Regions from separate parts of the Homo sapiens genome. Here region 1 is linked to region 2. Evidence: read pairs that join two places in POLR2A ChIA-PET (ENCODE). Cell type or tissue: endothelial cell of umbilical vein. All regions are shown on one strand. Each heading gives the region's core, and the rest is flanking DNA. Links, peaks and the distances in the headings are about the cores only.

Region 1 (8,318 bases), core at 263-8,262, 140 kb after region 2:
GACTGGCAGTCTGATGCCCGGTCACCGGCGCCACAGCGGCGTCCAGCTGGCAGGTGTCGTCCTTCAGCGAGACCAAGGCCCACCAGATTCTGCAGCAGAAGCCGGCGCAGTACCTACGCTTCAACCAGCAGCAGCTCTCCCGCATCTACCCCTCCTCCTACCGTGTGGACTCCAGCAACTACAACCCGCAGCCCTTCTGGAACGCCGGCTGCCAAATGGGTGGGTGCGGGCATGGTGCGCTGGGTGTGGTGGGGAGGGCTCGGCTCAGACGGTCCCTGAAGCCCAAGGGGCGAGCAGGGGACCCGCTGGGGCCTCGGTTCTGTCCTGGGCTCTATTGCCCTTGGAGCCTCCACACCTCTGTGGCATGCTGCCGACACCAGGCTGCCACTGACACCAGGCTAGCACTGGGGCAGGGTCCTTCAGGCCTTGTGGGGGATGTGGGAGCGATGGTGCAGGCCTGTCCACCTACTCCCAGGGATACCTGCCTGCGAGGCTGGCTGCGCCAGCTCCGGGGATGTCCCTCCAGGATGTGCTGGCCTCAGTCCTGCACAGGTGTGAACCTTGGAGTCCCATTCACATTGGGTGAACGAGGGGCAGACGGCAGATACGCGGCAGCTGTGCAGGGGAGGCTAGCGTGTGGTGGTGGGTGGGCGGGGCACACACCTGGAAGGTCAGGTGCTGACCAGGGCAGCCTTGTGTCACCCTCGCAGTTGCCCTGAACTACCAGTCAGAGGGGCGGATGCTGCAGCTGAACCGAGCCAAGTTCAGCGCCAACGGTGGCTGCGGCTACGTACTCAAGCCTGGGTGCATGTGCCAGGGTGAGGCACTCGGACACTCAGGGCTCGGACGCTCAGGGCTCGGATGGGCCTCCTGGGTGTCCCCAGAACAGAGATCGGAGCCCCACAGGCTAGCAAGGGGGTGGGGGCGGCTTTGGCAGAGTCCCCTGGAGGGTCAGGTTGGGACGAAGCTCCCAGGATGCTGGGGAGGTGGGTGGGGGAACCCTCCTTGCTAGCGTTGCAAAGAAGGGCCCAGCTCCGTCAGGAATCCAGGGATGGAGAACTGGGGAGCCTGGGCCCCACATGAGATTCATGGCAGGACTTGTCTGAGGGGCCCCAGTGCCAGCGACCCAGCCCCCTGTGCCTGGCCCCTCTGTGGGTCTCAGGACCTGGGTCTGGGCTGGGTGTTTGGAGGAACCTCCTCCCGGCTCTCAGACACCTCTGTTTTGTCTGCTGTGGATGACTTCCAGCTTGGTCCCCCTGTGGCCCTGGCAGGAGTATCACCATGGGAGAGGGCAGGACAGGGGCTGGGCGAGCAGGCCTCCCACTAGACCAGGCTACTCCTGCTGTGGACCAGCTACTTCCACCTCTGCCCTTGGCTTGCCCTCCTCAGAGTTCTCAGCCTGAGTGGGCCCTGGGGACACTGTCACCAGAGACCCCACCCCTCATACCCCCAGGGACCCAGACCCACCCCCAGAAGCCATGTGACCTCCTCGGCTCAGCTGTGGGAGGCATGGGCTCTGTCCCACATGCTGCGGTAGCCACAAAGGTGATCCATACTGGGCCAGGTGCACCCCGAGGTGCCCCCCTGGACCACTGCCTCCCTCCCTCCCCCTGGCACCGGCTCCAGTCTCCTATGTGGGGGCTGGGGAGGGGGCTGTTGGCAGCCATGCCCCAGCAAGCAGGGGGCTTGCTGAGGGCTGGGCCACTGACCACCTCCCCGGCATCCCCTCAGGCGTGTTCAACCCCAACTCGGAGGACCCCCTGCCCGGGCAGCTCAAGAAGCAGCTGGTGCTCCGGATCATCAGTGGCCAGCAGCTTCCCAAGCCGCGCGACTCCATGCTGGGGGACCGTGGGGAGGTGGGGGCCAGCCCCACACAGGCGGGAGGGGTGGGAGTTGGGGGCGGGCCGGGCATCGCGATGGGCCCTGATGCCACCCCCACTCCTGTGTCCCAGATCATCGACCCCTTTGTGGAGGTGGAGATCATTGGGCTCCCTGTGGACTGCAGCAGGGAGCAGACCCGCGTGGTGGACGACAACGGTGAGGCTGGGCCGTGGCTCCGTCACACCTGTGATGGAAGTCTGAGGGGGGAGGGTTGGGGCTACCTGGTGTGCCCGGGTGCCCTGCCCAGGCCTCCCTCAGTGACAGTCCTGGGCGCCCTCCCCTCTAGGTGGGCAGTCCCGGAAGCAGCACCGGGAGTGGCACTGGGAGTGGTGTGGGCCGGGGGCTCCAGGCTGGAGCGGTGCTGGGCCGGGCCCTCCCCATGGGACACTCCTCCTGGCGCTGCTTCCCCAGGGTTCAACCCCACCTGGGAGGAGACCCTGGTTTTCATGGTGCACATGCCGGAGATCGCGCTGGTCCGCTTCCTCGTCTGGGACCACGATCCCATCGGGCGTGACTTCATTGGCCAGAGGACGCTGGCCTTCAGCAGCATGATGCCAGGTGGGCAGGAGTGGACACGGTGCCCCCCACACTGGCCGAGGGCCCCAGGGCAGGGCAGGTACTCTTTCCCCTGTGAGTCAGTGCCTGTGTAGGTGGGCCTGCACCTGGCACCAAAGAGACAGGAGCTGAGGACGGGAGGAGAGCCAGCCTGGGGATCTGCGGGTCAGGCAGGGGCATGGCCTGTGGGGGAGGGGCCACCCCCAGGAAGAGGTCCCTGCAGGCTGGTGCAATGCCAATGGGCTTCCTGGAGGAGGTGGGGTAGTGCTGGGCCCACAGGAGGCAGAGGCCCCAGGCCTGGGCTTGTTGGGTGTATCTGGGGTCTTGGGACCTTTAAGTAGAATGGGGGGCAGAGCAGGTGGGGGCCCTGGGAGGCTGTGACCTCATGACCCTGCTGACCCACACTGCTCCAGGCTACAGACACGTGTACCTAGAAGGGATGGAAGAGGCCTCCATCTTCGTGCATGTGGCTGTCAGTGACATCAGCGGTAAGGTGAGTGTCACCCCCTGCCACCAGCCATCATGGGGAGGGGCCACACCAGCCCCTTGTCCCATGCCCCCCCATGTGTCCCCAGTGCTGGGTCCTGAACTCAGGCAGTGAGGCCTAGGGTCCCCTCCCCGGGCCTCTGCTCCTCTATCTCAAGAGGGGCTGCTGTGGGGGCCTGGCTCCTGAGCCACCAGTGCCCACCTCTGATCTCAGGGCTGGCTTTGGGCATCTCGGGCAGGACAGGTCCTGAGTGCTCCGGGCCTTGCCCCGCCCTGTGTCACCCATGCCTGTCTCAGACTCTTGGGGGCCTTGCAGCCTCCACCCCTACAGTGCTGCCATCTGGCTTCTCAGCAGGGACCGAGTGATGCCCCTCTCCCCTCTACTACCCCCCACCCCTCTACTTCCTGGTGTCACGTGGAAGGCAGCTGCCCGGGTTTGCCTGTGACTCCACACCCAGCATGTCTGTCCCCTGCCCCAGGTCAGGGTGGGGCCTCGGCTTCCGCAGGAAGTGGTCTTGGTGCCAGCCCTGCTGCCCTGGCTTTGAGCTGGGGCCCAGTGCCCTCTGGGTCCTGCTGGCTGCAGCTGGCCCTCGGGGAACCCGCACACACAGCAGGAGGGGCCTGCCCAGGCCCAGTGCTGACTCTCTCCTGCCATGCTCTCGGGCCCAGAGGTGCCATCCAGCCCCTGCCGTCTATCCACCCATCTGTTCCTCGTCCCCCAGGCTGCAGGGCTCCCCACGCCACTGCTGTGGCCGCCTCACCTGCTCCCCCTGTCTCTTTGGTCTTGCAGTCGGCTTCTCTATGGCCACAGCCTACTTTTAGAAGTGCAGCTCTGTTAGGAGCCTTGAAGGTACCCGGTGCGCGGGACAGTGCGGCCCGCCGCCCCTGCATGCCCAGGCCGCACCCCATTAGCATCCATGATTCCTGGTAGCATTTGGAGACTGTCGCTCATGTGACGTGGATCATGACATGGCTCCGGGGGCCCTGGCCATCCCCAGCCATAGTGGCATTTACGAGGCAGATCCAGGGTTCAGCTGGGTGGCCGCCTTCTCACTGGCCTCTCCTCCCCTCCCCTCCCTCAGTCCTCCCTCCCCTCCCTCAGTCCTCCCTCCCCTCCCTCAGTCCTCCCTCCCCTCCCTCAGTCCTCCCTCCCCTCCCTCAGCCCCTTCCCTGGCGGGCAGCCCGCTGGAGCCCCCACTGTGCCCCTCCTATCCCCCTCCTTCTCTCTCCTGCCCCCATCTCGGACCCTCAGGCTGTTGGTTCTGAGTTCGCCTCCCACTCCCTCCCTGTCCTTGCCAACCATGCCAGTGCATGGGATGAGGGCACCCCTGAGGCCGGCGCTCCGAGCCAGAATCCCGGATCTGCTTCTAAATGGCTTCCCAGCCACTGTGACCAAATGCGTAGATTTGGGATCTTGAATCAGGAAGCTGATTCAAGTGCTGGCCATCTGAACGCATCTGCCCAGAGGCGCCCCTGCAGGGGGGTGACCCACCTGCCGGGCCTGGGCCGCTCTGTGCACGAGCACGGCTCGTCATGGGGGCGCGGTGGGTGCTGTCTCGGGGGCATCTGGCATGTGAGGGCCCCTCTGGCCTCTGCGCCCTGGAGATGCGGCTGCCTCCCTCTCAGCAGCTGTTCTGCCCAGGCAGGGACCTCCTGGGCCCAGCTGTCCAGGAAGATTGGCTGTGGCCAGGTGCTGGTGGGCTGGGAGTCTGAGCCCATCTTGGCAGGGCTCAGGGGGCAGCAAGCCAGCTGCGGGCCTTGGGGGCTCACATGAGTGGAGGGCAGGGCAAGACCAGAAAAGGCTGCCTGGGGGAATTCAGGAAGGCTTCCTGGAAGAGGTGGTACTTCCTAGGGCACGAGTATCACCATGGGAGTGGGCAGGACACGGGCCGGGCAAGTGGGCCTCCCGCTGCACCTGGCTACTCCTGCTGTGGACCAGCTACTCCTGCCTGAGGGTGGGGCACACACAACCAGGGAGTGCCACGCCAGTGTCCCCTGCTAGCGCCGGGGGCTGCGGGCCTCTGAGCAGGTGCAGGCTGTGGTGGGCCAGGCTGGGGCTCGAGGTCTCTCCTCCGGAGGGAAAGACCTTCTCTCCATGCCCCTCAAGGGCCCCACATGCCCTGGACAGGTCAGGCGAGGGCAGTTTCTGCCGGAAGGGTGGGGTGGGCCATGTGTACTTAGATCTGTAGCAGCTACTGTCCCAGGCAGAGCTGCCCTAGGGACCCTGCTCCTGAAGGCCCTGGTGTGTCCACACACCCCCAGCCTGAGGTGGCCCAGCCCCTCGGACCGAGACACGCATGGCACGTCTGTGGCACGGTCTGGAGAGCTGGCCCTGGGGGAGCAGCTGCAGCTGGGCTGGGACCCCTGGCAACAGCTACATGGGCTCCTTCTCTTGCAGGTCAAGCAGGCTCTGGGCCTAAAAGGCCTCTTCCTCCGAGGCCCAAAGCCCGGCTCGCTGGACAGTCATGCTGCTGGGCGGCCCCCGGCCCGGCCCTCCGTTAGCCAGCGGATCCTGCGGCGCACGGCCAGCGCCCCGACCAAGAGCCAGAAGCCGGGCCGCAGGGGCTTCCCGGAGCTGGTCCTGGGTACACGGGACACAGGCTCCAAGGGGGTGGCAGACGATGTGGTGCCCCCCGGGCCCGGACCTGCTCCGGAAGCCCCAGCCCAGGAGGGGCCCGGCAGCGGCAGCCCCCGAGGTAAGGCGCCAGCTGCGGTGGCAGAGAAGAGCCCTGTGCGAGTGCGGCCCCCGCGTGTCCTGGACGGCCCCGGGCCTGCTGGGATGGCCGCCACATGCATGAAGTGTGTGGTGGGATCCTGCGCCGGCGTGAACACCGGGGGCCTGCAGAGGGAGCGGCCACCCAGCCCGGGGCCTGCAAGCAGGCAGGCAGCCATTCGCCAGCAGCCCCGGGCCCGGGCTGACTCACTGGGGGCCCCCTGCTGTGGCCTGGACCCTCACGCTATCCCGGGGAGAAGCAGAGAGGCCCCCAAGGGTCCTGGGGCCTGGAGGCAGGGTCCAGGCGGTAGCGGCTCCATGTCCTCGGACTCCAGCAGCCCAGACAGCCCGGGCATCCCCGAAAGGTCCCCCCGCTGGCCTGAGGGTGCCTGCAGGCAACCGGGGGCCCTGCAGGGAGAGATGAGTGCCTTGTTTGCTCAAAAGCTGGAGGAGATCAGGAGTAAATCCCCCATGTTCTCCGCCGGTAAGCCCCTCTTGCCCTGCGTGGTCCTCCCGCACGCCCCTGGCATGGCTGGGCCTGGGTCACCTGCTGCTGCTTCTGCGTGGACGGTGTCGCCTCGTGTGCTCGTGCTCGTGGCTCTGTATCCGTGGCACTGTCTCCGTGGCACTCTGCTCCCTTGGCTTGCCTGTGGCCCATAGCCCCAGCCCTCCTGTCTGAGCTTGAGGCCCTGGGACTTGGGTGGAGCTGGTTTGAGGCCCGACAGGCTGGGAAGAACCAGCTGCTCTTGCTGAGGGTCTGGGGCCGGGACTGTGGCCTGACATGCTGGGCCCCTCCGGCTGGGCGCTTCCCCAAACTCACCTCCTGGGCGGCTGGCGACCTGCATGGCCCCTGATGCCTTTCCTGGGACTGGGGGCCACGTACCATCCCATTCCCACCTCCCTCTAGGGCAGGCTCCAGGGGTCCCTACTGGGAAGTCTGATGTGGGCAGGTAGTGCAGCTGCTGGGCGTCTCCTGCGCCCCTGGGACGCCTGGAGCCTGCTGAGTGCTGCGTGGAGTAGATTCCCTGGGCCCCAGGGCTTCGCTGCTTTGGGCTGAAGCACCCCACTAGAAGGGTGTCTCCTTAGCCTGGAGGGAGGGACATACACGGAGCCCGCCCCACACCACCCTGCCCCTCCAGACCCCCCTGACCAAGCTTTCCTTTCTGCCCCCACCCACGCTGCCTCCGTAGTTAGGAACTGAGAGCGGCGAGTGACAGGTAACGGGGCCCAGCCCCGGTGTCCCGTGCTGTCCCAGCCCAAGGAGGGCCCCGTGTGCGGCACAGGGCGTGGACTGGGCCCCAGCAGCAGCAGGGTGGGGACACCGAGTGTGCCGCGCCCGGGGGATGCCTCGGGGTGGGAGCTGGGCCTGGCGACCCTCGGCACAGGGCACCGGGGACACCACCCTGATCCGACTCCTCTCCGCCTCTCTCCCTGCCTCCCTCTCTCTCTTCTGCTTCTCCCTCTGGCTCTCTCTCACTCCCCCACCTCCCCACAGACACCCGCCCCCTCTCCACGCAGCGGCCACTCCCCCCACTGTGCAGCCTGGAAACCATCGCTGAGGAGCCCGCCCCAGGCCCTGGTCCCCCGCCACCAGCGGCTGTCCCCACCAGCTCTTCTCAGGGACGGCCCCCATACCCCACAGGACCCGGAGCCAATGTGGCAAGCCCCCTAGAGGACACTGAGGAGCCCCGAGACAGCAGGCCTCGGCCGTGCAACGGCGAGGGCGCCGGCGGGGCATACGAGAGGGCCCCCGGCAGCCAGACGGACGGCAGGAGCCAGCCCCGGACCCTGGGCCACCTGCCCGTGATTAGAAGGGTGAAGAGTGAGGGGCAGGTGCCCACGGAGCCCCTGGGAGGGTGGCGGCCCCTGGCCGCTCCCTTTCCAGCTCCTGCCGTGTACTCCGATGCCACGGGCAGTGACCCGCTGTGGCAGCGGCTGGAGCCATGTGGCCACCGAGACAGCGTTTCCTCCTCCTCCAGCATGTCATCCAGCGACACTGTCATTGACCTCTCCCTGCCCAGCCTGGGCCTGGGCCGCAGCCGTGAGAACCTCGCTGGAGCCCACATGGGACGCCTGCCCCCCAGGCCCCACTCGGCTTCGGCTGCCCGCCCAGACCTGCCACCTGTGACCAAGAGCAAATCCAACCCCAACCTTCGGGCTACAGGCCAGCGGCCTCCCATACCTGACGAACTGCAGCCCAGGTCCCTGGCCCCAAGGATGGCTGGCCTCCCCTTCCGGCCTCCCTGGGGCTGCCTTTCCCTGGTGGGCGTGCAGGACTGCCCCGTGGCTGCCAAGTCCAAGAGCCTGGGCGACCTCACTGCTGATGACTTTGCCCCTAGCTTTGAGGGCGGCTCCCGCAGACTGAGCCACAGCCTGGGCCTCCCGGGAGGGACACGGCGGGTGTCGGGGCCAGGGGTGAGACGGGACACCCTGACAGAGCAGCTGCGCTGGCTCACTGTCTTCCAGCAGGCAGGAGACATCACGTCACCCACCAGCCTGGGCCCGGCTGGGGAGGGGGTGGCAGGGGGCCCTGGTTTTGTGCGGCGCTCCTCCTCCCGCAGCCACAGCCGCGTGCGTGCCATTGCCAGCCGGGCCCGCCAGGCCCAGGAGCGGCAGCAGAGACTGCAGGGCCTGGGCCGGCAGGGACCCCCAGAAGAGGAGCGGGGCACCCCCGAGGGCGCCT
Region 2 (8,318 bases), core at 270-8,269:
GTTGGAGTTGGGGGATCACCCCAGTGCGGCAGCCAGGTCGGGGGATTGTGAGGACTCAGGGGCGGCAGGTGGGGCTCAGGTCTAGAGTAGAGAGGCCTTGGCACTTGGGGAGGCGGCGCGACGGCCGCCTGGTGGTGCCATCTGTGCAAATCCTGGGGAGAGGCCTTCAGGGGACTTGGGGCTGCATGTGGTGGGAAGGGCTGGGCAGGGACATGGCAGGGATTGAGCTCGCATCGGCCAAGGCAGGTGACAAGGGCTGGCATATGAGGCGCATTTGGGGATGACCAGGGACGTCTCGTCAAACCTGGGACATTTATCTGCATGTGGAAGGTGGTGGCACACAGCCCACCCCTGCTAAGTTGTGGATCTGGGCTCAGCACAGCCTCTCAGATCTGCCCTGTGCTCCTCAACCCAGGAACCTGCGGCCTGTGTCCTCCCCAAGCAGCACCTCAGGCTCAGATCCCAGCTTTGGGGACCGGGAACCTCAGCTGTCAGCTGGGCCCTCTTCAAAGGCCCCCAAACTCAAAGTGCCAGGCATTTGTCCAGTGGGGACCCCCACGCCCGACCCCCGTTTACTGAGCCTTGGGGTGCAGGGCTGTGGCAAGAAGGACCCGGTGGCCGGCAGCACCCCAGGGCCTCCCAACGCTGTCAAGACTGTTCCCTCAGTCCGGCACTGAGACGCACACTGTGCTGCGCGGGAGGGTTTGAATCGCACACACTGCTCACTGCACAGGAGGGTTTGATGTGCACTGCTCGCTGCACCGGAGGGATTAAGCTTTGATTCAACTCCATGAGTAACTCTGGAATGATCCCTGTGAAGTCTAGGCCGCACATTCTATGGAAGTGCAGTTCTCACTGGCCCCAGCCTTGGGGGGCAGAGTTGGGGGCTGGGGGGTTCTGCCGGAGCACCTGGGCCTCATCTCCACGAAGAAACGTGAGGCAACCCGTGCAGAAGCGGAGCAGCGGGAAACCCTGACCTCGAGAGAGCAGTCGGCGCCGCGGCCCCCAGAGCCATGGCCGGCGGCTGCTGTGAGGGCTCCCGGGCGGCAGGAGTGGCTGGGGCCGTGTCCAGGCTGGCCACTGGCCTCGAGGCCTGGGTGAGTCTGCTGCCCTCAGCCAAGTAGACCCAGAACTCTGCCCTGAGGACCCCACGAGGCTGCAGCCCCTGCCAGGCTCACGGCAGACGAACAATCGGCTTGAGCCTCCGCAGCCACCCGTGACTGCTTGTCTGGGGATGTGGGCTGCCCGGCCCTGCCTCCTTTCACCCACGCGTGATGACTGACCCTGGGTGCGGCTTGCTCCTGCTCTGGCCTGGTTCTGGGTCCCCATGACCCCACCCCCACCTTGACTGCTGGGCCTGGGCCCACCCACCCCCAACTGGTTTGTGAGCTCCACTTACCAAGCAGGCCACCAGGGGTGTCCTCCTGGCCATGGAGGGCACCCAAATGCAGCTCCAGGTCTCCCCTGGGCAGGGGCACGTCGGCTTCTGCCCCTCCCTTGGCAGCTCTGGGCCCCGGCACCCCAGCTGCGGGGCTGGACACAGGATAAGGGATGCATTCGAACCCACTGCAAAGGAATGGGGGCAGCTTGGCTCTACTCACCCCACACCAAACTAGGGTGCAGGCAGACAGCGTGGCCCACGCCCTGGACCCTGGGACTTGCCTACACTGAGTCCAGGGAGCGCTACTCAGCCTCTCTGGGAGGTCTCCTGCTGGGATGGGGCCAGTTGAGGCCCAGAGAGAAAAAAGACTCGCCAGGGAGAAGACAGCAGGTCTTGGCTTGAAGGAAGAGCTGCCTGCCGCCCCCATTATTATTTATGACAACTCCAGCAGCGTCACCTCTCGGGTGCGTTCTGACTTCACAGTGGGTCCAAGTTTACCCCAAATGTCAGACAGTCCTTAACTCAGGAGAAGGGCCGGTGGGAAAAGGGAGTGTGAGAGCTGTGGCGTCACACTCAGGTCTGGTCGCCTGGGGCACTGCTAAGTTCTGACTGTGAATGGTAAAATGCATGGATTTTCATGTTGCGGGGCTTAGAGTGAGGCCTCTTCCTGGAGTCCTGCAGCTCAGGCCTCTGTTTGCGTGTGGGTTTGTGCACACACTGGCCTGGTCCAGCGTGTTCCTGGGAGGCCTGGTGATGTGTGCGTGGGGAGTGGCGCCCAACTAGGCCTGGCTGGTAAGGGCCACTCCCCTCCTGGCTGCACCAAGAGAGGCCTGAGCATCTCTGCAGCCGACCCTCCTCCCAGGAGCACCCGAGGGCCGGAGTCCTGATGTCTCCACTCCAGACACGGACCCAGGCCCAGAGGCTTGGGGGCCGAGCGCTGGGGGAGACTAGGGGCTCTGACCAGGGGCTCGCGGTCTCAGAAGGCAAGAGGGGCCACAGCAGAGGGTCAGGTACTGAAATTCAAGGGAGCTGTTTCCTTAGAACAGACATCGAATATTTCATTTGTCATAACCAGGACTTAGCCCAGGTCTCTAGGGAAAAAAGGACAAGGAATTAATGTGACCTAAATGAACTCAAAACAAACTCAGAACTAACTCATTGGTGTCACACGTACTCACAATGGGGTCTGGATGAGTGTCTCTTGGTTGTCTCTGTCCACTTTGAAAAAGTTGACCTCAGAGTAGGCTGACAGCTGCACGTATCTGACGCCCGCTGAGATCTGCAGGACCCGGCCGCTCTCGCCTTCCAGGAGAGAGGAGCAGGCAGTGAACACTCACAGGCACCCAGAAGCGGGGTGCGCGGGCCCGGGGCAGGCTTCTGGGACGCTGTGTTTATAACTCAGCGGGGCCACATTTGCCAGTGGCTGTGACCCTGGTGGGCTGAGGACCCCGGCTTGCCCTCCGTGGGCTCTCTGCTCCTCTCCCATGCCCTGCAGAAGTTTCCCAGCCCTGGGATCTCTGGTGCTGGCCACACTCACCCCAATACCCCTGTACCCCTGTACCCCTTGCCTCAGGTCCTGGATCCTGAATCTCCAGCTCTAGGCCTCGGGGACCCCTGGCTCCACCCCTGCCCTAGCCTGGGGCTGGCACACTATGGGAAGGCATCTCCTTGCTGACCAGCCTCAGGGCTTCACCTCAGGCACACCCAGGCCTTGGGCTGGTCAGGGGCGTGGGGTGGCACTGGCACTCACAAGCTCCCGGGGCCTCCATGGTGGTCCTCATCACCCTGGCAGATAGCAGGCTCTCCGTGCCCATCTCCCACCTTGACCCGGGGGGATGGGCTCCCCCCTCCACTAAGGTACCCAGCACAGGGCCTGGCACACAGCTGGTGCCCACCAAGTGTCTGCTGAGTCAGCTGCTCCATCCTGCACCCCATTGCTCCTGGGAACCTTAGGCTGCAGGTGGCCCCCAGAGGACTGTGCCCAAGGAGTGGACACCACTGTCCCTCTGAGTTGCTGAGTGCAGATGCTCTGGGCCCCGCTGGGCAGGTGGAGGTGGCGGAGCTGGGTGTTCAGCCACACCCAGAAGACCCCACGTGGGAGTGCTGGATAGCAGGGAGGAGTGGCTTGGGCACCGTGGGTGGAGGCAAGATGGCTGTGCCGAGAGGAGCAAAGAGGAAGAGGAAGGAGGCCAGATGTGGTGGCTCACCCCTGTCATCCCAGCACTTTGGGAGGCCGAGGCGGGTGGATCTCCTGAGGTCAGGAGTTTGAGACCAGCCTGGCCAACATGGCGAAACCTGTCTCTACTAAAAATACAAAAAGTAGTCAAGTGTGGTGGCAGCACCTGCAATCATCCCAGCTCCTTGGAGGTTGAGGCAGGAGAATCGCTTGAACCCAGGAGGCGCAGGCTGCAGTGAGCCAGGATCATGCCACTGCACTCCAGCCAGGGCGACAGAGAGAGACTCCGTCTCAAAAAAAAAAAAAGGGAAACAAAAGAAGAAGAGGAAGGAGACCAGTCCGGTGCCCCAGAGTGGATGCCGAGCTTTGGGACGGGCTCTCAAGTGGGAAATGACTGGACTTCAGCAAACATGGGCCATTCGGACAAAGCAGGGCCCAGGCAGGCTCCCACTTGGGGTGGCCGTGGAGGGGTCGCCTCAGAGCCTGGGGCTACCCCCAATCATCACGGATGATGTATCACGCCCTGCACCCCTGGCACTAGGCACAGGTCCAGGGCCTGGTCATGCGGACTCTGAGGTCAAGGTCCTATGGAGGACAGGTTAACAGGAACCCAGCCTCTCATCTTACTAAGATCTGGCAAAGGAGACACGATTGGGAAAGCAAAGATGTCAAATGTAAAAACACTAGCGTAGCCTGCTGGACATCTGTATGGGGATGGAGTAACTGGGATCGATTGACACCCCTGGTTCCAACAACCAAGAAAGCCGACAAAGTGCAATGAAATTGATATCAGGATCCCGGACACCAGGCAACTCAGGACAGATCCTTGAAAGAAGGAAACAAACGGCGTGGACTCTATAATTGCCCTGGCTGCTGCCTTAAAAGAACGTGCAGGATGAGCTGCAGAGAGGGGAAACTGAGGCAGAGCCCAACAAACCCCTCAGTTGAGGAAAATGAGCAGAGAATCTGGGGAACAAGGCACACAGTCAGAGTTTTAAAATTCAAAGGGCAGAGCAGCGAAGAGGAGAGAGAGGACCCTGAGTAGAGGGAGGACCCTGAGTAGAGGGAGGACCCTGCAGCCCGCAGGAGGCCCTGGAGTGTTCAGCAGAGCACCATTCAGCACACCTGGGACAAAACTCCACGAGGCTGGGGAAGAACCGTCTGAAGAATTAAGAGGGACCAGGACCTGGGCCTCACACAGGACTGGGCATGGTGCCTGTTCTCCTCAGCCAGGCTGGAAAAACTCAGAGGTCACAGGAAGCGGGGGCAAGCTTTCAGAAGGGTCTTGCCACAGTCATGGGGAACCATTGGTGTGAGGCAGACGGGTCTCCAGCAGACCTGTCTAACAAATCATAAAAGCAAGACCCAAGAGGATTAAACTGTCTCCAAGTCACTGAACTGTGCCCCAGAACAAAGCTCAAGAATATTTATAGGAATACAAAAATATCCAATACCCAACAAGGTAAAATTTACAATGTCTGGCATCCAATCAAAGATTATGAGGCATGCAAAGAATGCAGGAAAGTATGGCCCATAACAAGGAGAAAAATCCATCTACTGAAACCGGTCCAAAACTGACACGGATGTTAGAATCAGCAGTAGAGGACATTCAAGCATGGTGATCATAACTGTATTCCATGTTCCAAAGTTAAATAGACACACAGAAGATATAAACAAGAACAAAGAGCCGGGCGCAGTGACTCACACCCGTAATCCCAGCACTTTGGGAGGCCAAGGTTGGCAGATCACCTGAGGTCAGGAGTTTGAGACCAGCCTGGCCAACATGTCAAAACCCCGTCTCTACTAAAAATACAAAAAATTAGCTGGGTGTGGTGGCACGTGTCTGTCATCCCAGCTACTTGGGAGGCTGAGGCAGGAGAATCATTTGAACCTGGGAGGTGGAGGTTGCAGTGAGCCGAGATTGTACTACTGCACTCCAGCCTGGGAGACAGAGTGAGACTGTCTCAAAAAATTAACAAATAAATAAATAAATAAGAAAAAAGAACAAAGTCAAACTTCTGGAGATGAAAATTATAATGTATGAGATAAAAAATATGCTGGATGTGATTCACAACAGGTTAAACATCGCAGAAGAAAAGATTTATGAACCTGGAAATGCAGTTGACCCTTGGCCAACGTGGGGATGAGGGCCGCTGACCCTCCATGCGGCTGAACATCCACATGTCAATTCCGACTCCCCACAGCTTTAATAGCACACTGTTGACCAGAAGCCTTACTGATAACAGAAACTGTTGATTAACACATATTGTGTATGTTATATCTATTAAACACTGTATTCTTATAATAAAGTAAGCTAGAAAAAAGAAAATGTTATTAAGAAAATCATAGTAAAAGAAAACAAGTCTGGGCACAGTGGCTCACGCCTGTAATCCCAGCACCTTGGGAGGCTGAGGCAGGCGGATCACAAGGTCAGGAGTTTGAGACCGCCCTGGCCAATATGGTGAAACCCCGTCTCTACTAAAAATACAAATATCAGCCGGGCGTGGTGGCGGGTGCCTGTAGTCCCAGCTACTCGGGAGGCTGAGGCAGGAGAATCACTTGAACCCGGGAGGTGGAGGTTGCAATGAGCTCTGATCATGCCACTGCACTCCAGCCTGGGCGACAGAGCGAGACAACTCAAAATAAAAAACAAAAAACATATTTACTATTCATTAAGTGGAAGTGGATTATCACAAAGATCATCCTTGCTGTCTTCACATTGAATACACTGAGGAGGAGGAGGAAGAAGAGGGGTTGGTCTTGCTGTTTTTGGGGTGGCCAAGGCAGAGGAAAACCTGTGTATGAGTGGATCCCACAGTTCAAACCTGTTTTTGTTCAAGGGTCAACTGTACAGCTATAGAAGCCATCCCAAGTGGACCATCGAGGGAAAAAAAGAGTTAAAAAGAAAAAACAGAAGGAAGAAAGGAAGGGAACCAGCAAACAGTGGGACAACCTCAAGTAGCCCAATCATGGGTAACACATGGGAGAGGCTGTGCCAGAAAGATTACTGGAAGAAATAATGGTTGAAAAATTTCCAAATTTAATGAAAACACCTGAGGTCAGGAGTTTGAGACCAATCTGGCCTACATGGCCAAACCCTGTCTCTACTAAAAATACAAAAAAAATTAGCTGGGTGTGGTGGCGGGCGCCTGTAATCCCAGCTACTTGGGAGGCTGAGGCAGGAGAATTGCTTGAACCTGGGAGGCAGAGGTTGCAGTGAGCCGAGATCGCGCCATTGCACTCCAGCCTGGGTGACAGAGCAGAACTCCATCTCAAAAAAAAAAGAAACTAAAATCAAGATGTTTCCAGACATACAAAAGCGGAAAGAATTCATCACTAGCAAACCTGTACTACAAGAAATGTTAAAGATTAAGTCCTTCAGGCAGAGGAAAATGAGAGCAGATGGAAATATGGACCCACAGGAAGAAGCGAGAAGAACCAGAAGCCACAGCAATGTGGGTCAACAGAAGAGACTGCTTACTGTTTATTAAGTACACATTAAAACCTAAGTGGTCATTTAAATAAAAATAACAACGTATTATTAATTTTATTACATATATGAACATAAAATGTATGAAAACAACTGCATAAAATTGGGACTGGCAAAAAAGGTATATAATTGTACAGTTCTTACGCATGAAGTAGTATATTACATCTCTTGAAAATAACTGTGTCACAGCTTGCCAGGAGTAAAGAATAAAATAAAAAAGAAAGAAAGAAACTGTGGTAAGTCAAGATGTACCTCTGCTACCCCTGACACAGCAAGACCAACCCTTCCTCCTCCAATACATTTATGATGATCCCCTTTTACTTAACGAGTTGTAAAACCCTAAAGTAATCCCTCAAATAACAAAACAAAGAGTTATAATTAATACATTAACAGAGGGCCAGGCGTGGTGGCTCACACCTGTAATCCCAGCACTTTGGGAGGCCCAGGTGGGCAGATTGCTTGAGACCAGGAGTTTAAGAGCAGCCTGGGCAACAGAGTGAGACCTCATCTCTAAAAGAAAAAAAAATTTTTTTAAATTAACCAGGCGTGGTGGTGTGCACCTATAGTCCCAGCTACTCAGGAGGCTGAGGCAGGAGGATTACTTGAGCCCAGGAGGTCAAGGCTGCAGTGAGCTATGATTTCACTACTGTACTTCAGCCTGGGTGACAGTGAGACCTTGTCTCAAAAAAGAAAAAATCAGTTAGAAAAACAAACAAACAAACAAACAAAAAAATATATATATATATAAAAAAAATCAGAGATGATAAAATGGAATCATAAAAAATGCCCAATTCAAAAAAGATAAAAATAGATATAGAGGGGAAACAAACAGCTGGGGCAAATTAAAAAATAGTAAAATGGTAAATTTAATCCTACTGTGTCAATAACCATATTAAATGTGAATGGTATAAACAGTTCAGTTAAAAGGCAGAGATTGTTAGACTGGATAAAAAGCAAGACGACGATATGCTGTCTACAAAAAGTACACTTTAAAAACATAGGCAGGTTAAAAGTAAAAGGATGGATAGAGCTACACCATGCTAATGCTAGTCAAAAGAAATAAAAAGTGACCATATTAATATCACAGAAAGTAGATGTAAGAGTAAGGGCAGTTACTAGGGATAAAGAAAGTAATTTCACAGTGATAAGGGATCAACTGATTAAACTACATAAAAATCCTAAATGTGTATGCCCCCAATAACAGAGCCCCAAAATACATGAACCAAAAATTGAAAGAAAGAAAAGCAGAACATTTTTTCATGTGTTTTTTG

The links. Peaks named below come from ENCODE experiments on the same cell type or tissue, not always from the same donor. Only the 100,000 strongest peaks of a DNase experiment are listed, where the experiment ranks them.
Region 1: POLR2A ChIA-PET joins it to region 2 with 10 read pairs; 2 of 35 experiments call an interaction of 5 or more read pairs at or near these places.

Annotation. Positions count from the first base shown.
Region 1 is chr1:2,496,792-2,505,109 of GRCh38, forward strand. PLCH2 (phospholipase C eta 2) reads left to right here. Exons shown (of 22, transcript NM_014638.4): 15 at 37-219; 16 at 711-818; 17 at 1,732-1,856; 18 at 1,953-2,037; 19 at 2,293-2,439; 20 at 2,850-2,929; 21 at 5,321-5,618; 22 at 7,131-8,318. Among named protein-coding and RNA genes, the nearest start is that of PLCH2, 25 kb to the left of the region's middle. RefSeq lists an enhancer at 2,281-3,480. In endothelial cell of umbilical vein, for the core only: no CTCF peak of the experiment used is centred there; no DNase peak of the experiment used is centred there.
Region 2 is chr1:2,356,033-2,364,350 of GRCh38, forward strand. It overlaps MORN1 (MORN repeat containing 1), which reads right to left. Exons shown (of 14, transcript NM_024848.3): 9 at 2,560-2,683; 10 at 1,400-1,566. Among named protein-coding and RNA genes, the nearest start is that of MORN1, 31 kb to the right of the region's middle. In endothelial cell of umbilical vein, for the core only: no CTCF peak of the experiment used is centred there; DNase peaks (open chromatin) are centred at 4,909 and 5,109.